Linked DNA regions of Homo sapiens: region 2 is linked to region 1. Evidence: read pairs that join two places in POLR2A ChIA-PET (ENCODE). Cell type or tissue: endothelial cell of umbilical vein. All regions are shown on one strand.

Region 1 (5,000 bases):
ACCTTGGCCCCCCAAAGTGCTGGGATTATAGGCATGAGCCACCATGCCTGGCCTCCTTATATGTATTAATATCTCATAACATCATGTTGTATACCTTAAATATACAATAAACTAATGTAACAAACAGGAAAACGTTTTGGGTGGGTCACTGAGCACTTTGGGTAAGATCTGGATTGGAAGTCCTAACTAGTGAAAAGAGGTAAAGGGGAAAAAAAGAGTCCCATAAACTCCATTTGGCATCTGGCTTCCAGGGACATTGACAATGCTACTTTTCAATCTGATTTTTTTTGAGACAGGGCCTTGCTTTCTCACCCATGCTGCAGTGCAGTGGTGTGATCAGGGCTCACTGCAGCTGCTACCTCCCGGCCTCAAGGGATCCTCCCACCTCAGCCACCGGAGTAGCTAGGGACTACAAGTGCGTCCCACCATGCCCAAATAATTTTTTAATTTCTAAATTTTTTGTACAGGGTTTCACCATGTTGCCCAGGCTGACCTCAAACTCCTGATTCAAGTGGTCTACCCACTTTGGCCTCCCTAAGCATTGGGATTACAGATGTGAGCCACCGCACCTGGCCCAGTCCCTGATTTATTTATTTATTTATTTATTTAGAGACGGAGTTTCGCTCTTGTTGCCCAGGCTGGAGTGCAATGGCGCAATCTCGGCTCACCGCACCCTCCGCCTCCCAGGTTCAAGCGATTCTCCTGCCTCAGCCTCTCCAGTAGCTGGGATTACAGGAATGCACCACCATGCCCAGCTAATTTTGTATTTTTAGTAAAGACGGGGTTTCTCCATGTTGAGGCTGGTCTCGAATTCCTGACCTCAGGTGATCCACCCACCTCGACCTCCCAAAGTACTCACACCTGTGATCCCAGAACTTTGGGAGGCCGAGGTGGGCGGATTACCTGAGGTCAGGAGTTCAAGATCAGCCTGGTCAAAATAGTGAAAAACTTCTCTACCGAAAATAAAAAAATTTGTCAGGCGTGGTGGCACGTGCCTGTAATCCCAGCTACTCGGGAGTCTGAGGCAGGAGAATTGCTTGAACCTGGGAGGTGAAGGTTGTAGTGAGTTGTGCTACTGCACTCCAGCCTGGGCAACAGAGTGAGAGACGGTCTCAAAAAAGACTAGAACGGCTTTTAAAACAAAGCATTGTAGAGCTATGTGTGGTGGTTCGTGCCTGTAATCCCAACACTTTGGGAGGCCAAGGCCGGCAGATCACTGAGATCAGGCGTTCGAGACCAGTCTGGCCAACATGGTGAAACCCCATCTCGATTAAAAATACAAAAATCAGCAGGGCGTGGTGGCGGGCGCCTGTTGTCTCAGCTACTTGGGAGGCTGAGGCTGGAGAATTGCTTGAACCCAGGAGGTGGAGGTTGTGGTGAGCCGAGATCACGCCATTGCACTCCAGCCTGGGCAACAAGAATGAAACTCCATCTCAAAAACAAAAAAAAAAAAAAAAGGAAAGGGGGGCCACAAGGCAACCCATGGTATGTCTTTCTTTTATTTTTCCATTAGCTTTTAAGCACAATCATCTGCAAGTGGGACTTTCCTTTCTGGTTTCAAATCTTGAAGCAACAGAAACTGATCACCCCTATACAGTGCCAAAAAGATTATGGAAACCCTGTCTTGAAATAGCTTGCACTGCAATAATTGCTATAAACAGCACATTCACTACTAATAACTACTTTATTAGAAGCCTCACAATCAAATCTGTTTACTTACCCTCTGAAATGTTTCTTGTTTGAAACATGGTCTCACTCTGTCACCCTGGCTGGAATGCAGCAGTGCAATCTCGACTCACTGCAACTTCCACCTTCCAGGCTTAAGTGATTCTCCCACCTCAGGCTATCGAGTAGCTGGGACTACAGGCACGTGTAACAGTGTGTCCAGATTAAGTTCTGCATTTTTTGTAGAGATGGGATTTCACCACCTTGGCCAAGCTGGACTTAAAACTCCTGGGCTCAAGCGATCCACCTGCCTCGGCCTCCCAAAGTGCTGGGAGTACAGGCGCAAGACACCACACTGGCCTGAAATGCTTTAAGACTCTAGGATTATCTTGAGTTAGTCTTAGCAATGAAAGACCAAGCAGGTAGATGGTGAAGGGCTAATGGCCTAGTAGGTTTGGCACAAGACTCCATAACCAAAACCTTACACAAGATCATTCAGACAGACAACTTAAAAACCTGCTTGAGAGTTTTACTGACAGAAAAAAAGAATCTGTGCAGACCCATTCCCTTTGCTACATAGCTGAGGCATTTTATTTTACCATTAATTTAGAAGTGAGAGAAGGGTCAGGTCTCTCCAGCTTTAGTTCTCTTGGAAACATAAGATTGTCCAGTAGACAGCTTGTTAAACCCAAGTCATTCCTAAGGCACCATGTCAAAGATACTTCATACCCCTCCTCCAAAACCAAAGAAAACACACAGAGATTAATACACTACAGAAGGAATAAACATTTTAGATCAGTTTGTGACTACTGACCTGTCTCCTGTTTATACCATCAGAAAAGCTGATATAATAGCTGTTTTCCCGGAAGCTTTATCCTGGCAGTCACAACAGGAAGAGGCCTGTAGAGAACCCCAGGGAGCAGTGCACTCTCATTAGGCTGCAGCACTTAAGGTTTTTAACAGAGGAAAAACCCAATGATTCAGTCTTTGGCATCTCCCACTCCATCTGCATTAATGGCGAACATAGCTTCAGCTTCAGGAAGACAGGGAGAGTCGTAGATTTTGCAGATTCTGGTTTCCCCTCTTCCTTTCCTCAGATACAATCTGACCCAAAGACACAGACCAAAGCACCAATTTATTATAATTAAACAATTCCGTTCCTGACTTTGTAACAGAGCTGAAAATTTTTTAGACATATATTCTTCCTAGAAGGACCCTGGGAATGTTTCTGTACTGTTTTCCTTAGTGCATTTCCAACCTGGCAGAATCCATTTTTGCCCTGGCCCCTCTCAGTGGATTGTCCATATTGAAACAAACATTAAAAAAAGAAAAATTTAGGCCGGGCATGGTGGCTCACGCCTGTAATCCCAGCACTTTGGGAGGCTGAGTTGGGCAGATCACGAGGTCAGGAGATCGAGACCATCCTGGCTAACACTGTGAAACCCCATCTCTACTAAAAATACAAAAAAATTAGCCAGGTGTGGTGGCGGGTGCCTGTAGTCCCAGCTATTCGGGAGGCTGAGGCAGGAGAATGGTGTGAACCCGGGAGGCGGAGCTTGCAGTGAGCCGAGATCGTGCCACTGCACTCCAGCCTGGGTGACACAGCGAGACTCCATCTCAAAAAAAAAAAAAAAAAAAGAAAAAAAATTTTTTCAAGACAGTGTCCTGCTCTTTTGCCAGGCTGGAGTGCAGTGATGTGTGATCATAGCTCAATACAGCCTCGAATTCCTATGCTCAACTGATCCTCCTGCCTCAGTCTCCTGGGTAGCTAAGACTACAGGCACACGCCACCACACCAGCTACTTTTTTTTGTAGAGACAGAGGCCTCACTTTGTTGCCCTTACTAGTGTCGAATTCCTGGCCTCAAACCATCCTATCACCTTGGCCTCCCAAAGTGTTGGGATTACCAGTGTGAGCCACTGTGCCCAGCCCAAACATTTTTTAAATAACAGGGGAGAGGCATATCAATTACTCATATTCATTCTTCCACACTTGTGGGTTTTTAATTCTTTTATGAACTAAAACATCTATACCAACGAGAGCATGTTAATTAGATTAGCAAGAGTTCCTAAGTGTCTATACAACAGTAGCTTTAACAGGGCTTAAATGAAAATGTTATATCTTCATGTCTTCACAGTTAATATGACATTCCGAAAAGAAGAACTGATCCCATCAACACCTTACCTGGTTGTTGATGCATGGGCGATGATATTTCCTCCAATAGGTTTTTTGGGATCAGCAGCAAACATCGCTGCTCCATCCACTTGAGCTACCACCTGATTAGTGATTACCACTGCTACACCAAACTGATGGGGAAAGGATAAATGTCAATTTTGTGGCCATAGACACTCCAAAAGCCTTAATGCTGCCACCACTTTCCCCCACAAAATAACGAATAACTAATGTCTCTCTTCTTCCTAAGAGCTTGATGATCTCAGGCACTGATGTCTTAGCCTCCTAGCAAGGCTCCTGGAATTCACAGCCACTGAAAGTAGGCATTCTCTGTCCCTATCCCACAACTTACCTCATCAGCGAGTCGCAGAAGCATCCGCAGAAACCTGGCCAAGTGCATCTGCCTGGCTGAAAGCTCACCTCGACCCGAGTAGTCTGTTCTGTAAAGGGCGGTGGCACTGTCTACAATAAGCAGTGCATACCTACAGGAAACAAGGATTCTCTGAAGCCTATTTCTAGCCTGTGTCAGATTCTGGTCCCTTCCTTACCACCCTAAAATCTCATATTCATAGTTTTTCCTGTATACAGATTTTTTTTTTTTTTTTTTTTTTTTTGAGATGGAGTCTAGCTCTGTCGCCCAGGCTGGAGTGCAGTGGGGCATTCTTGGCTCACTGCAAGCTCTGCCTCCCGGGTTCACTCCATTCTCCTGCTTCAGCCTCCGGAGTAGCTGGGACTACAGGCGCCCGCCACCACACCCAGCTAATTTTTTTGTATTTTTTTAGTAGAGACGGATTCACCGTGTTAGCCAGGATGTTCTCGATCTCCTGACCTTGTGATCCACCCGCCTTGGCCTCCCAAAGTGCTGGGATTACAGGCTTGAGCCACCGCGCCCGGCCTGTATATAGATGTTTTATTAAAATATTTGCACAGTACTAACATCTGAGGCACCGTTTAACAAGATTTCCAGCAAGTTCAAGTAGATTATGGTTTCATTTTTAATAGTGACTTGACCTAAACTACAAAGCAAGAGTGTCAACACAGGAATTATACTTAAACCTCCTCATTTCTAATTCAAACTACTATCAATCTGGCCAAATAGCCATTACAAGATTCAGGGAAGGACTCTTAAGAACATATTTGGTGTCTTATACTGAACACATACC
Region 2 (5,000 bases), 230 kb after region 1:
ACATACAATAAATAAGCATATGATATGATAATATGATCCAAGGTGACTTTTTTTTTGAGACAGGGTCTTATTCCATCACTCAGGCTGCAGTGCAGTGGCACGATCATGGCTTACTGCAGCCTTGACCTTCCCAGGCTCAGGTGATCCTCCTGCCTCAGCCTCCCAAGTAGGTGGAGTAGCTGGGACTATAGGCACATGCCACCACGCCTGGCTAATTTTTTTGTTTTTTGTAGAGATGGGGTTTTGCCATGTTGCCCAGGTTGGTCTCAAACTCCTGTGCCCAAAGCAATCCACCCACCTCAGCCTCCCAAAGTGTTGAGATTACAGGCGTGAGCCGGCTGTTACTGCCTTTTTAAACAAATGTCCATCTTCAGATTTTTAAAAGATACTTTTCTTTATTATGTTCTAATTAACATAAAAAACAAATTTAATTCCTTAGCCAATCACCAGATTCAGAGCTGGATAGCAGATTCAGAACTAAAGACATGGGGACACCTCAATTTAGAGGACATTTTTATCAAATGCACTCATTTCACATCAAAGAAAGAAGTATCCATGAAGAGGATTGATGCCTATAACATATGCAAAACTTAAATATTTTAGAACAGAAGACTCAAAGCACAATCATAACAAACTGGATCCACTTAAATCCATCAAAAATCAATACATATCTAGCAGGTGCCTGCTGTGGTAAGGCACTGCTAGGCACTGTGGGGAATATAAAGAAATGAGAGGTCATTGTTCATGTTTACCCTTTCACATTTTACATAAATTTGCACATAATCATATGACATATGACAATGTGGGTGGTAAGCCATCTTTCCAAGGTTTTCAGCTAGCAAGTCATCTAGAAACTTTGGCCAGGAGAGAGCAAATACGAACAACCATGATTTTTGTTAATAAAATTGAGAGGAAAACAGTTGATACTTACTAATTTTAAGAGCAATAAGGAGACCAGACTACAGCCTCCTTCATATGGAATCTTCTTGCCCTGTCTTTGCATCTGCCCTCCAATTCAGTGAATGGATGTGGAGATTGGTCATCTTGCCACTCCTTCATCCTCCTATGCCTCCTCATTCCATCTTGGGGGTACACTTTTATGACTACTGCCTTTGGTGCAATAAATGATTACACACTCTTTTATTATCCCTATTTTATGCAATGTGTTTTAAGTGTTATTTAATGTGTTTAGGGGCAGTAATGGTAGGTAAGTTGGATGGTGAAGTCTGGAATACAACTCAACATTTTGCATTCATCCTTATAGAAATAATTTCCATGTATAAGTTGTAGCAGAGGACAGATGCGGTGGCTCACACCTGTAAAGCCAGCACTTTGGGAGGCCGAGGCGGGCAGATCACCTGAGGTCAGGAGTTCAAGACCAGCCTGGCCAACATGGTGAAACCCCATCTCTACTAAAAATACAAAAAATTAGCCAGACGCAGTGGCACGTGTCTGTGGTCCCAGCTGCTCAGAAGGCTGAGGCAGGAGAATTGCTTGAACCTGGGAGACGGAAGCTGCGGTGAGCCGAGATTGTGCCCACTGCACTCCAGCGTGGGCAACAGAGTGAGACTTCAACTCAAAAAAAAAAAAAAAAAAAGTTGTAGCAGGGATGGACAGCTGTTTACCAGACTTCATGCTTTTCTTTGTAGTGTAGTGTATTGCTAGGAAAAAGCTTCCCATCCAGGAACTGTCTTTCCAGCTCCCTTTGTGTCTAGGTGGGACCAAGTGATAAATTCACATGATGGAATATGAACAGAAGTAATTGTGTACCACTTGCAGGCCAGTTTAAAGAAATATGGGCCAGGCATGGTGGCTCACACCTGTAAACCCAGCATTTTGGGAGGCCGAGGCGGGCGGATCACAAGGTCAGGAGTTTGAGACCAGCCTAGCCAATATGGTGAAACCCCGTCTTTACTAAAAATACGAAAATTAGCCTGGCGTGCTGGCGGGCGCCTGTAGTCCCAGCTACTTGGGAAGCTGAGGCAGGAGAATCACTTGAACCCAGAAGGCAGAGGTTGCAGTGAGCCGAGATCATGCCACTGCACTCCAGCCTCGGCAACAGAGCGAAACTCCATCTCAAAAAAAAAAAAAAAAGGAACACGTGTACCTTCTCCAAGTTCTCTCTTTGCTGATTGGCTGCATGGATGACAAAGCCAAGGGGATAATGAAGCTGTGTGATGAGGAATCACCTAGGCATGAATCACCAGAGGAGGAAAGGCACAAGGCACCCAACTGACCAGTAATATTAGCACTGGATTGTTACGGGTAGTAGAAATAAGCTTGTTATATTAAACCTGTTATATGTTGGGATTATGTGTTACAATAGCTAGTGTTACCCACGAAAGAAAACAAAAAATCCTTTCATTGTAAATTGCATTTTCTTGGAATTTAACTTCAATATGGAATGTAGACCAGTCCTCTATTTCAGGTATGTAAATTTGGGCCTTCTGTCCTTATGGAGATTATAATTTAGTTAACTATCTTTAGCCATGTCGTCTTTTATCATTTAGTGACCTGAAGGAATTACAGAAAGTCTAAAATGAAATTTGCATAAAAACATAAGGTAGAAAGGGATAGTATTATGTTCATTGAGAAAATCAGGATCCAAGAGTATCCAGGCTGGAATGATGGGTCAAATAAGAACACAAACTTTACGCATGCCTTAAAATGATATGCTTTCACAGATAGTGGTTTGAAACAGTAATGATTCAGGCATTATTTTGAATTGGAAGATACAACATTTGATGAGTAATGTGGGGGGAGGGAGGGAATTATTTCCACCATGTGCAAGGAAAAAGTGATTCTGTGCTCCACAAGATGAAGGTTATTCTCCAGTTACCTGAATAAAGTATGTGGGTCAGAATGTTTTAAATTGTCATTTATATATTTGAACGGGTTAATTTCTCCAGACATAGGGACTTCTGTCTCCTTGGAAGACTCTGTGTATTTGAAAAACGACAATAAAATACATACGAGAAAGACTGGATTCAAAAGATGAATACTTATAATCTTTTTATATACTAAAACTCACATTTATAGAAAAATGGTGACTCATTCTATGGCAGACTCAGTCTAGGTGATGACCTCAGTGATGAAATAGAATATTGTTCTGAGTGAAATTACCATAACAATAATAAATCATATTTATAGGGCTCCAGAGCAGTGCTGTACAATAGAAATGTAATGTGAGTCACATATATAATTTTAAATTTCTAGTAATCACATTTAAAAAGTAAAAAGGAACAGGTGAAATTAATTTTAGTAATGTATTTTATTTAACCCAGTATATCCAAAATATTATCGTTTCAACATGTATTCAATACAGAAAAACTGAGAAATTTTACATTTTTTCCCACTAAGTATTCAAAATCCAGTGTATTTTTTACACTTATAAAACATCTCAATTCAGACTAGCCATATTCCAAGTTCAATAGCTACATGTGGCTAATGGCTGCTGTATCAGACAGTATAGTTCTAAAGTATTCATCCACAGTTTCATTTAATCTTTGCAGAAATATTTTGCCATAGGTATTATTATTCACATTTTGCACATAATGTTTTCACAGAAATAAGGTAAAGACACACAGCCATAATGGAAGAGCAAGGGCTTGAATGCAACTTAGCTGATAACCAGTGTATCCCAAGGTTACGTGGATTGATGTCAAGTCCAACAGAACTAGCTTCAAATCCTGGCTCTGACATTTATTAGCTGTGTTACCTCAGGCACATTTTTTCACTCTGACACATGGTTTCATTATGGAAAATGTTGATAAGAACCCTAATTGGCCAGGTGAGTGGTTCTCATCTGTAATCCCAGGGACTCAGAAGGCTGAAGCAGGAGAATCACTTGTGCCCAGGAGTTTGAGACCGGCCTGGGCAACATAGCAAGACCTGTCTCTACAATAATTTTTAAAAAAAGGCTGGGCGCGGTGGCTCACGCCTGTAATCCCAGCACTTTGGGAGGCTGAGATGGGCGGATCACCTGAGGTCAGGAGTTGGAGACCAGCCTGGCCAACATGGTGAAACCCCGTCTCTACTAAAAATTTAAAAATTAGCCAGGTGTGATGGTGCACGCCTGTAATTCCAGCTTTTTGTGAGGCTGAGACAGGAGAATTGCTTGAACCCAGAAGGTAGAGGTTGCAGTGAGCCGAGATCACACCACTTCACTCCAGCCTGGGTGACAGAGTAAGACTCTGTCTCAGAAAAAAACCCCAAAAAACAAAAAACTTAGCTGGACATGATGACATACACGTGTAGTCCCAGTTACTCGGGAGGCTGAGGTGGGAGGATGATTTGAGCCCAGGAGTTTGAGACCACATGAGCTATCATCACACCACTGCATTCCAGCTTGGGTGACAAAGACCCTGTCTCTAAAAAAGAAAAAAGAGAAAGAAAAAAAAAAACCTCATAGATTACTGTGGGGTTAAATGGGATCATGCATGCAAAGTGCTCAGCACAGCACCTGCCCCTGGCCAGTGCTCCATGGAAGTGAATGGTTATTGCCTTGGCAACAAGACCCTTTCCACCTTCACACGCTGCTTCCCAGGAGCTTCTCCTTCCATTCCACAAGGGTTCTTTCTCACTATGTGCCAAGAACCAATGTACTGGATGATGGTTCTGACTCCAAGTCTAGCCTCATCCTTCGCATCACAACTGCTTTGTTGTCGTTTTTGGTTAACATATTATCATCTGCCAGTAGCATACAGTATGATGACTTGACAAACTACAAAGCAAACCCAGAAATACGTGAAATCAAACCATACAGTCCAATTCTGAGACCCCCTCCAAAGAGCCCCCTCATGACTTTGGGGATTGCAGGAATACGTGCCACTCAGTGCTCAAACTGCCTGCATCCCTTCTTCAAGCCCTCTGCAATCTGCAAAAGTGAAGGGGGGGAAGCAGTATCCCTAAGCAGGGGCTGGGCATCCTCACAGCCTCCTCCCTGCCTGGCACTGGTATCCTCACCTATCTGCAGTGTGGTAACACGACCCTTTTCCCCC

The links. ChIA-PET counts read pairs that join two places held together with the same protein. Peaks named below come from ENCODE experiments on the same cell type or tissue, not always from the same donor. Only the 100,000 strongest peaks of a DNase experiment are listed, where the experiment ranks them.
Region 2: POLR2A ChIA-PET joins it to region 1 with 6 read pairs; 4 of 35 experiments call an interaction of 5 or more read pairs at or near these places.

Annotation. Positions count from the first base shown.
Region 1 is chr15:40,728,824-40,733,823 of GRCh38, reverse strand. RAD51 (RAD51 recombinase) reads right to left here. Exons shown (of 10, transcript NM_002875.5): 7 at 5,000; 8 at 4,190-4,319; 9 at 3,850-3,971; 10 at 1,484-2,769. The coding sequence ends at 2,646. Among named protein-coding and RNA genes, the nearest start is that of RMDN3, 24 kb to the left of the region's middle. In endothelial cell of umbilical vein, no CTCF peak of the experiment used is centred here; a DNase peak (open chromatin) is centred at 2,573; H3K27ac peaks cover 725 bases.
Region 2 is chr15:40,498,866-40,503,865 of GRCh38, reverse strand. No RefSeq gene overlaps it. Among named protein-coding and RNA genes, the nearest start is that of CHST14, 30 kb to the right of the region's middle. In endothelial cell of umbilical vein, no CTCF peak of the experiment used is centred here; a DNase peak (open chromatin) is centred at 3,095; H3K27me3 peaks cover 414 bases.